2 separate regions of the Homo sapiens genome follow, and region 2 is linked to region 1. Evidence: chromatin loops called from intact Hi-C (ENCODE). Cell type or tissue: endothelial cell of umbilical vein. All regions are shown on one strand. Links, peaks and the distances in the headings refer to the core of each region. The heading gives the core; the rest is flanking DNA. Region 1 holds the start of NDUFA8 (NADH:ubiquinone oxidoreductase subunit A8). Region 2 holds the start of LHX6 (LIM homeobox 6).

What was found. Hi-C counts contacts between places; a loop is a spot of excess contacts. Peaks named below come from ENCODE experiments on the same cell type or tissue, not always from the same donor. Only the 100,000 strongest peaks of a DNase experiment are listed, where the experiment ranks them.
Region 2: it touches region 1 in a loop (2.2-fold over the local background); 7 of 110 quality-filtered maps call a loop at or near these places.

What each region holds. Positions count from the first base shown.
Region 1 is chr9:122,155,312-122,160,689 of GRCh38, reverse strand. It overlaps NDUFA8 (NADH:ubiquinone oxidoreductase subunit A8), which reads left to right and starts at 911. Exons shown (of 4, transcript NM_014222.3): 1 at 911-1,063. The coding sequence starts at 1,013. MORN5 (MORN repeat containing 5) reads right to left here and starts at 782. Exons shown (of 5, transcript NM_198469.4): 1 at 671-782. The coding sequence starts at 717. RefSeq lists an enhancer at 706-1,000. In endothelial cell of umbilical vein, for the core only: a CTCF peak has its summit at 2,247; DNase peaks (open chromatin) are centred at 849 and 2,269; H3K4me3 peaks cover 1,048 bases; H3K27ac peaks cover 448 bases.
Region 2 is chr9:122,224,110-122,229,426 of GRCh38, reverse strand. It overlaps LHX6 (LIM homeobox 6), which reads left to right and starts at 470. Exons shown (of 10, transcript NM_014368.5): 1 at 470-770; 2 at 1,947-2,018; 3 at 2,397-2,579; 4 at 2,930-3,051. The coding sequence starts at 687. RefSeq lists an enhancer at 2,238-2,743. In endothelial cell of umbilical vein, for the core only: no CTCF peak of the experiment used is centred there; no DNase peak of the experiment used is centred there; H3K4me3 peaks cover 1,984 bases; H3K27me3 peaks cover 2,130 bases.

The DNA of each region.
Region 1 (5,378 bases), core at 331-5,330:
TAAGCAGTGAACAGGCCACTGCACTCCAGCCAGGGCAACAGAGCGAGATCTTGTCTGAAAATAAAACAAAAACGAGAGAGAAAGAAAGAAAGAGAGGAAGGTAGGAAGGAAGGAAGGAAGGAAAAAAGGAAGGAAGGAAGGAAGGAAAAGAAAAGAAAAAAAAACTGTTGAATTGTTTTTTACTACTAGTCCACTACAGTGATTTGTGTATATAATCCTCTATAATAATCCCTAGATCGTGAACTCCTCCTGGAAGGAAGCGACCGTGTAGATTCAGATTAGCCAGTCTCTCTTCCCTAATCTTCGTGTTTGTTTTTATAGCATTTACCATTATCTGTAATTATTTTATCACTTATTTGTTTATTGGCAATACATCTCCAACTGGATTATAAACTCCATAAGAGCAAGGATCTTGACATTTTAAATATTCTTATTCCTATGTTTAAAACTGGCAGATAGCACACACACACAGTCAATGCACACACACATATAAGTATATATGGAATGAATGCATCTTAGCTTTGCTGCTTATTAGATATGGTCCTTGAAAAAATTACTCGGGCAAGTTTGTGAAAGTGCCTGGCACAAGGTGTTTCGCAGAAGCAAAAAGCCGTCTTTTTCCAGTCACAGCTATTCAAGGTATAGTAAGTGAATCAAATGAGCCCCTTACCTCCCATCTACATATTCCCCGATATATTTGCTCCCTGTGTACTCCATGGCGCCTGTTTTTAGCTTCCAGCTGTTAGGATCCGGAGTCTCAGTGGATACGGCATCACTATGACAACCTGGAGGGGTGGGCGGAGCCGAATCGAAGCCCCACCCCGCTGGAGGCTGAAAAGTTCTTGGTATTGCGCACGCTCCCTCGCTCGTGGTTGGGCAGGGCAATACGCCTGCGTGTTGCCGGATGCGCATGCGCAGGCGCCGTGTGGCACTCGGCGGTCGAAAGGGGAGTTCAAGGAGACGGGGGCGACGCGGCTGAGGGCTTCTCGTCGGGGTCGGGGCTGCAGCCGTCATGCCGGGGATAGTGGAGCTGCCCACTCTAGAGGAGCTGAAAGTAGATGAGGTGAGGCTATCCGGAGGACAGGCAAGGGAGACATGGGGCTGCGGCTTCTCGGGCCTGGGCCTAGCCCCCCTTGGGCTCCGCGGATCCTGGGACCCGGGCCCCCCTCCCCAGTCCTCCAACGCATATACAGGTCGACCCCCGGAGGTCCCCTCCGCAGCTTTGGGAGTCGCCTCCCCTCTCTACCCCACCCTGTCGCATCTTGCAGTGGCTCTAGAATCCTCCCCCTTTCGCCCTCCACAGCGACCTATTTCTCCTTCCGTGAATAATAGTGATACATTTTATTAAGCACCAACCAGTCATTTTACTTAGCTTATGTCGCTTAATCCTCAAACTTGCATGCGAGGTGAGTATACAACCCTAGGGGCTCACAGTCGAGGGAGACGGTCATCTACCTTAAAGTGGTATCACCGGTGCAGAGTGCATAGAGTGGGGTGACGAAGCCGCGGGAAAATGAGACAATATTGGAGCGTGCATCTACTCACAGCCTTGGGAAGGTGTTTGGTAACAGGACCCATTTAAAGCATTCGTTTATTCAAGAGATATCATTTCAGTAATTAACGTGTACACATAACGCTGGAAGAGATATACTTCGTGCTTTCATGGACTTTACAATCCAGTAGGGAGACAGACACATAAAGAGGCAGTCACAGTACAATGTAGTTAGTGCTGTGAGGAGTGAAGTAGAAACATACCCTACTAATTATAGCTAACATGATCAAGTCCTTTCTAGATACCAGGCAGGATGCTAATTACTTTCCATGCATTAATTCATTGAATCCTCCCAGCAACACTATAAGGTAGGATATATATATATATACACACACATACACATATATATACACACACACAATTGGTGTGTATATATATATACCATATATATATATACACAATTGGTGTATATATATATATGTATATACCATATATATATACACACACACAATTGGTCATATATATATATATACACACACACACACAATTGGTCGTAGCGTTATAAATAAGGAATTAGTCCCCGAGAGTAGAAATGATTTGCCCAAGGTCACGGAGCTCGTAAGTAATAGAGCTGGAAGTGAACCCAAGTCTGATTTTAAAACCAATGCTTTTCCACTATATTATGGGTGAAAACTCACAAGAATGAGACGGCCTAGCAGAACTTGTGTGTTTAGGGAGCCAAGTACAGTTTGATGTGACCCTAGTGGTGGTGGTGGGAAGCAGCAGGTGCTGAGCCTGGAGAGGCAACTTGGGCTGAGATAGGACTTGGAAGCAGCTTCTACAAGGCCAGACCAAACAGTTTGGACTTGATCCAGTAAGGGAGGTGGTGGGAAGAGTGGAAGGTTTTAAGGCAGAGGAGTGTCATGGCAGGGCTGGATAGTAGAACAGGCTATATTAAAGGAGAGGAAGGCCAAGACTAGAAATGATGTACCAGCAATGATATACCCGGCACTATGTTAAGTGTTTTGTTTGTTTGTTTTGTTGTTTTTGAGAGTCTCGCTCTGTTGCCCAGGCTGGAGTGCAGTGGCGCGATATTGGCCCACTGCAACCTCCGCCTCCCGGGTTCAAGCGATTCTGCTGCCTCAGCCTCCCGAGTAACTGCGACTACAGGCGCTCATCACCACACCCGGCTAATATTGTGTATTTTTAGTAGAGACGGGGTTTCACCGTGTTAGCCAGGATGGTTTCGATCTCCTGACCTCGTAATCTGCCTGCCTCGGCCTCCCAAAGTGCTGGGATTACAGGCGTGAGCCACCGCGCCTGGCCGTATGTTAAGTCTTCTACCTGCAATGCTTCATTTAATCTTAGATGCCTGTGAGAGTGGCAACTGTTATTTTCCTCAGAGGAAGAAATTATTAGCTATGTTCAGGGACTTTATTATATTAAAGTGACATTTACTCTGAGGTGGCAGAGGGGAGCTGCCATGTGGCCCCCACTCTTTTGTTCCCCCCGGCGAACCACCCCCCTGCCCCCACCCCATGTAGCTGGGTTAATCTTGAGTTGCTGTATTTCTTGTTGCAATTTTTATTAGGTTCAACAAACATCTGAAGTTCTACTTCATACAACTGATGTATCTGAAATACATTTGCCTTTAGTCTTCACACAATTGAATGAACATACGAATAATTACATAAATAACTAAAATACAAGACAAGGTGTGATTAAATACTATGAAAGGGGGAAGATGTGGTTTAGGAAAAGATTTGAAGTTGTATCTAAATTCTAGGCCTACCTGCCGGTCACCTTGATTACTTGATTTTAGCATTTGCAGACATGGTTATTTGTAAGATGAGGTGATCCCAGCTATAAAATTCTCTGAAACTATAAAGGGAATAGAGAAAGCACTTTTTGGACATAATGTAAGACATGACTAAATGGCATATGAAGAATGGCATTTATGGGCGGAGATGAAGAGAAGACCCCTCTAAGTGAGGGTAGGGTCTGAGCAAAAGTAAGGAGATGGGAAAATGCAGAGAGTCAAAAAGGAGTTCAGTGTTTTGAGAGAACAGTAAATAGTCAGTCCCTTTTTGAAATGTTGTGGTGAGAAGGGTGGAAAGATAGTTTGGGTCCAGAAGCCTTTCAGTACCCGTTAAGAAGTTTAGGCTTTATTCTGCTGTTAAGGCTGAATGAGAGTTTGGTTGCTAATATAATAGCAGAGTAAAATAAGAATTGTCATTTAGGGAGATCACGGTAGCAGCTGTGTGAAGAATGGATTGAAGAAAGAAAAAGAAAAGCAGGGAGACTAGTCTCAGTGGCTCTTAAAATTATTGAGAAAGATGTTAATGATCCCAGTGTAATTGGTGCTTACAGAGACTGTGCTTACAGAGAGCAAAGAACAAGTATATCTAGAATTGATCAGACTTAGCAATGGATTAGATATTGGAGGTAGGGAAGGTTGAAGAATCAAAGTCAGATTTGCAGCGTGGCAATAGTACTGGTGAAGCCAGAAAAAGGAGCCCGTTTGGAGAGCGAGTTAAATACATTTTGGACCTCATTGGCTTAGGAGTTATGACACATCCCCATTGAAAAAGCAGTCAGAAGCTTTGGACTGGAAAGTCCTTGGACACATTTGATAATTTTGAGTAAAAATAAAAATAGCTAATATTTATGGTGTGCTTTCGATGTGATAGGCACTGTTCTTATTATTTTTATATATATTAACTCATTTAATCTTCATAACAGTTCTATTAAGTACTATTCTCTGTTTTACATAAATTTAGGAAAACTCAAGGCATGGTATAAATAAAGTACTATAAAAAGAGGTACAGACGTAGTTTAAGGAGACAAGGACAGGACTAGAAGGTTGATTGGCTCTAGATGGTGACTTTGTCTCAGTTTCCACACCTGCAGACTGTGTAGCCCTGCTGTGCAATGAGGCTGTTGTGAGAATAAATGAGAAGGATGTTGAAATTCTGTGTTGTTTGAGACAAAGAGATCTGAATGAATTTGAGACGGTATTCATGGTAAACAGCTGTGAAAGGATGTTGTTTCTGTTGGAATTCATCAGTCTCAGTGAAGAAGCAGGTGAGGGGATATGGTGACATCTCAGGCTCATCCACCTCAGTGATGGTGATATAATGGGAAGAAGCCTGGTTGGAGGTCACAATCTCTGTGTTCTAGTTCTGGGGTTGCCACTGACTCACTGTGTTGTCTCTAGCACATCCCTCTTTTTCATTAATTACGAAACAGACTCAATGTCTTCCTTTATTTTCCTGTGACAGGGATGGTGTTTTATATGCTCAGCAACATGTGTATACCTTCATTTTGATAAGATTTCCACATTTGTAGGGAAATAAATAATGCGTCAGTCTTTTTGGGCCGTATAGTTTTGGGCCTTTGAATAATTGAATCAGCCAGTTAAAGCTCTTTTAAGGCATATGACAAGTAAATATAACTGACTTAATTATTAAAATATATTAAGCTTTTAAAAAAGTTTGAGTGTTAGTTTTTATTCTCCTAGCTGTTTATAGGTAATAAAACAAGCAAATGTGTGCCAGTTTACCTAAATAAATTCTTTTATTTTCAAAAACTTTAATATGAAAACTTTACAGATTTTAAACATAAATTTATTAGAGTCATCATGGCAGATTTCACTTATGTCATAACTTTATCTTTGATAATTATAACAGTTGCACTATTAATAGACATAGTCATAACTTTATTCTCCTTTCTATAGTGTATAGATTAATTACTCTTGTCATCTTTCCTTGCCTTTTATTAATAACCTAGCTGCATAAAGTGCATAAAAAATAAAATTACAGCTGGGCGTGGTGGCCCACGCCTATAATCCCAGCACTTTGGGAGGCTGAGGCGGGAGGATCATCTG
Region 2 (5,317 bases), core at 1-5,000, 69 kb before region 1:
TGCATCAACACAGTGTAATAACGTGTGACCTCCTACGGAATCTATCTCCGCAGATGGTATGGCCATGGGTCCCTCCTGTACCTGTGAGTGGGGCAGTGTCTGAGGAAGATGGGTGCCCCTTGAGGGAGGAGCGGTAGTGAGAGCTGGGTGGATGTGTGCCCGCCGGTGCCTTTGTGTACTGGCGTGTCTCCGAGTCTCTCTGTCGGCAGCTCTGAGTTTCTGTGTGTCTCTGTGTCTGTGTGTGTGTCTCTCTCTCTGGGTCTCTGCCTCGTCGTGTGTGTCTTGCTCTCCCTTGGCGGGGAGGGGATTGGTCACGCATGACTCATCTTGAACCGAGCGGGGCTCCAGCGGCAGGGCGGCCGCCGTTGCAGCTGGAGGGGGAGGAGGACAAGGAGGAGGGAGAGGAGGAGGAGGACTACCAAGAGGGGGAGGAGGAGAAGAAGGAGGGGGCGGGGGCCTCTCCAAGTTTGTCGGGACCTTCTTCCGAGGCAGCGGCGGCAGCAGCCAGGGAGGCCGGGGCTGCGCGCGGGCCGGGGGCGGGGGCTGAGGCCGGGCCCGGGGCGGCGGGGCCGGCGCCTCGGCTCTCCTCCTGCTCCTGCAGCAGCCTCTGCTCCCACTGCGGCTGTGGTCCCCCTCGGCGCAGCTCTCCGCGCTGCGCGCCCGCTGAGCCCGAGGTTCCCCGGCCCATGTACTGGAAGCATGAGAACGCCGCCCCGGCGTTGCCCGAGGGCTGCCGGCTGCCGGCCGAGGGCGGCCCCGCCACCGACCAGGTGAGCCGGCGAACGACTGGGTGAGCGGCCCGGGCCGGGGTCGGGCAGGGTCCGGGACCCAGCCGGGCCGAGCAGGGTGGCGGGCGGTTGCAGGAAGGAGGGGTACGAGGGTGCGCCTGTGAGTGTGTGCTTGTGAGTGTGGGAGCGCGCGCGCGAGCGGGGGGGGGGGGTCGCGGAAAGCGGGAACACATTATGCAAATGTTGGAGGAATTTCTCAAAAAGCGATTTAGTAAAGACACAGGCGAATCAAGAGGAGGCGAGGCCGGTATTGTCCGTCTGAATAGGCGCTGATAGCGCCGATGCGCCGGGGGTTGTGCCGGCGCAGCGCTGAGAATCCCGACGCGGGGCCGGTACCCGGCGCGCCGAGGGGCTGGAGGGTGCTTTTTCCTCCCCTTGAGCGCCTCTCTTTTCTCTTTTTGGTCCCGTTTCGCCCCGATCTCGCTCTCTTTTTGCTCCGGGTTTCCCTCCGACTGGCCCTCGAAAGGCGCCTGAATCCGTGTCAATATAGCTGCTTCAATTTCGCCGCGCGTGTCAGGCGGGCGGGCGGGCGGGTGCTCACCGCGCTCGGGGTTTTCTTTTCTTCAACCACCCTCCGCCCCTCACCCATCTCTTTTTTATTTTCTTTCTTTCTCTCTTTTCTCCTTTTTGCATTTTGTGCCGAGAGGAGAAGGGAGCGAGGAAGGGGAGTGGGGTGGGGGGGCGGGTGGAGAGAGAAAAAATTCGATTTTTAATTACTACCATTAAAAAATCAAATTTGCAATTCTTTGGGCGGCCTGATGGATCTCACTGATTGACAGTTGGAATTGACACTCTGGCTACCTCTTATCTTGGGCATTCACGACAATTTCTAATTGCAGGTAGTTTGTGTGTGTGTGCGCGTGTTTTTCTTCCCCCCTCAGAGGCTTGGATTGCAAGGGAACTAAGCGATTACTTCAAGAGCCACGGGTTAAGTGCAGGGAGAGGGGGAGAGAGAGGGAAAAAATCCAATCCAAATTCAAATTGCTTCATTAGAGAGACACCGCTTTTGTGGGGAAGGGCTTTAAATGCCCACTACAAAGTTAGGACTCATTGTTCGGCGCCGGTTTATATAACAGGCGCGGGGAGGCGCTGGGCTCAGGCTGTGCGGAGCCAGTTCAGCAGCCGCCGCCGCCTGCGTTCCCTCCCCCCCTCCCCCAGGTGATGGCCCAGCCAGGGTCCGGCTGCAAAGCGACCACCCGCTGTCTTGAAGGGACCGCGCCGCCCGCCATGGTGAGTCCGTTTGGCCCTGCCTGCGGTGCCCAGTCCTCCAGCGGCCCGGCCCTGGGGACCTGGCCAGGTTTTCCGGCCACGAACTGCTGCTCACGCTCTGGGGGACTCCCGGCGGGCGCCGCCCCTCTCTGAGCCTCGGTTTTCCGGCAGGGAATGTTGGCTTTAACCGCTCCCAGCACCCAGAATGCGCGTGTTAAAAGTTGGGGCCGTCCCTTCCTCTCCAATAGGCCCTTCCATCCCTGTCCTTCAGTCTACGGCGCATTGTCCTGGGGAGATTTCGTTGTCAATTGGTGCTCGGGGGCCCCAGATTTGTCTCCAAGGCAGCCCCAACTCTGGGTGCCCGGATCAGCGCTCCTCTCCTTCTCTCCCCCGCCGCAGGCTCAGTCTGACGCCGAGGCCCTGGCAGGAGCTCTGGACAAGGACGAGGGTCAGGCCTCCCCATGTACGCCCAGCACGCCATCTGTCTGCTCACCGCCCTCTGCCGCCTCCTCCGTGCCGTCTGCAGGCAAGAACATCTGCTCCAGCTGCGGCCTCGAGATCCTGGACCGATATCTGCTCAAGGTGAGACAGGGGTAGGTGTTGCGTGCGTGTTGTCGGGGCGTGGGACGCAGCGCAGGAGACTGCAGGGAAGCACCGCAGGTCCTCTTACTTCCAAATCCTGGCTCCACTGCTGCCCGACTGCGAAGCTTTGGGCAAGACTTAGGGTCTGCCTGAGCCCCCGGGTTCCGTCTGAAAAATAAGAAGAGTTTATTTCCATTTCCCTGAGTCTCAGTATTACGGGAGAAAAATAGGGGAATCGCATGCACCTTCTGAGCTTCAGCGCCTCTGACTGTAAATGAGACCGGGAAGGCTGGGGCCCGGAGTGAAAGAGGCCCGCGCTGAGCCGACCTCCGTCCCCGCCCCGTCCCCAGGTCAACAACCTCATCTGGCACGTGCGGTGCCTCGAGTGCTCCGTGTGTCGCACGTCGCTGAGGCAGCAGAACAGCTGCTACATCAAGAACAAGGAGATCTTCTGCAAGATGGACTACTTCAGGTAGGCTGCGGCCGCCGAGCCAGCAGTGTCGCCGAGGGCAGGCCCCGGGCGCATTCGGAGGCCACTTTTGCGGCGTGTGGTCTCTCCTCCAGAACCCCGGCGTCCCGAGTGCACTTCCGGCGCGCAGCGCTGGTCCAACCTGCCGGCGCTCAGCGGCGCGAACCCAGAGCTCCAGGCAGCGCGCCAGTGCCTGCACAGGTTTGCGCCCCGGATCTGCCTTCGGTCCTCGCGGTCCATTGGGTTTCGGTATCGTCTCTGGCTCTGTCTCGGGTCCTGCCTAAGTCTCAGGCTTCAGTTCTGACCTCGAGCGCCTCGGTGGAGCTCTGAGGTCCCCATTTCTGGCCCGGACCCACTCGGATCCCAGCCGTCGTCCGGCTGCATTTCCAGTGCGTTCGGGCTTCGAGTTCCAACCCTACTCGGACGTCATTCATGGTGGGGTCTCTCGCGGGCTGGACGCTGAGCTGGGCTTCGGACTCTTGCCCTGGCTCTGACCCTCGCTCCGCTCTGGGTTCGAGTCTGGTCCAGCCCAAAGCACCAGCGCCGCAACCGTCTCAGATCCGATCCCATACCCAAGCGCCTCGTCCTGAACCCCAACCTCTGTCTCCGGCTCCATCTCAACTCATTCCCCGGCGTCACTGGAGTGTCGCATTCTGAGCCTGGGGTCATGCGCAGGCCCCCAGCGCCTGTTCCAGTCCCAGCTTCGCTGTTGTTTTGGCCCGACTTTGGCCTCTCCAGGGTCTAGGCCTTGCCTTTAGGCCGCCAGGATGGGAAGTGGGAGAACTGGGCACCCGGAGCCCTGAGTGGGATTACCCCGGGCTGCGCTCTCCCTACTGCAGGCCGCGTCCAGCAGCCGAGAGCAGCCAGGCGCATCCTCCTGTCCTGCCGCGTCTTGGCCACTCGCCTGGGCCTCGCTTCTAGCCATGAAGCCCGGACCTGACCTGATTATGGGGTCGAGGTCACTGCAGGGTCATGGCCTTGTCTGCTGATCCCAGTGGGAGGCATCAACTGGCCTGAGGCTTGGACCACCAGGCCTATAGGATCAGAGGAGAATGGTGGAGAATCACTTCCTGAGAGGGATGCTTGTTCCCAAGTGCTTTCTCAAAAAGTGGAGAAAGCTGCTTCCCTATAACTACCCTCCAACCCACAGACATCTTTCCTATCCTTGCACAGGAAGACGTCATGGCTTCAGTCTTCCTGGCCAGACCCCTGCCCTAGAAAGAGCCTCTGGGAGTCAGGGAATATGGTGGAAGGCGATCTCCTCCTGTGCACTGGCATTGAGCCTCCAGCGATCTGGAAAGAGAAGATCTTGAGTCTAGGGGGAGGTTGGCAGCATTTGGGGCAAGGGTACTCTGAAAACCATGAGAAGCATGGTTAAAGAGACGGACTCTTCCTTTATGGGATGGATGTAGAAGAGTGTGCAGCTGGGGTGGGGTGGGGGCAGCTCAACCAAGTGGCCTAGGACTCAGTGTGCAAGGAGTGCCTGTGTGTCTGTATTGTCTGGGATCTGTGCAGTAGTGCTGGGGAAAGCATCACTGGGCAGGGTTGGGGGTATGTAGATAGCATGTGTGTTCCTTTATGGACCAACGTTTGTCTTTTAGTTCATGTGTGGGTGTCAAGAGTGGGTGTCTGTATGTGAATGTTGAGACTGTGTGTGTGCATGTGTGTGTGCGTGCACGTGCACGCAAAGTGGTGAGGACAGGATTACATCTGGACTAGGATCTGGAGGTGAGAGGGTGAGGTGAGGGGATTCTGAAATCCCATCATTCCACTCCCACCCTCTCCTCTGAGGGGGCATTCCTGCTTAAGGGCCTCCACCCAGGCACTGAGGGATGAAGGGGGTGATAAGAACGTATTTGTGAATCTGGACGGCTGTGTGTGTGTGTGTGTGTAGTCAGACAGGGGTTAATGGTGTGTAACCAGAGTGTGATGTCTCCTCTCACTGTCCCATCTGAGTATTGGTTTGGCCAGGACAGGAAATGGAGGTTACAGTCACTGTCTAGCCACCTCCCTGCTCTAGGCCTGACTCCAGTTGGTATAAAACATGCCAGATGGGCCGGGTGTGGTGGCTCACACCTATAATCGCAGCACTTTGGGAGGCCAAGGCTGGTAGATCACAAGGTCAGGAGATCGAGACCATCCTGGCCAACATGGTGAAACCCATCTCTACTAAAAATACAAAACTTAGCCAGGTGTGGTGGCACGTGCCTGTAGTCCCAGCTACTCAGGAGGCTGAGGCAAGAGAATCACTTGAACCTGGGAGGCGGAC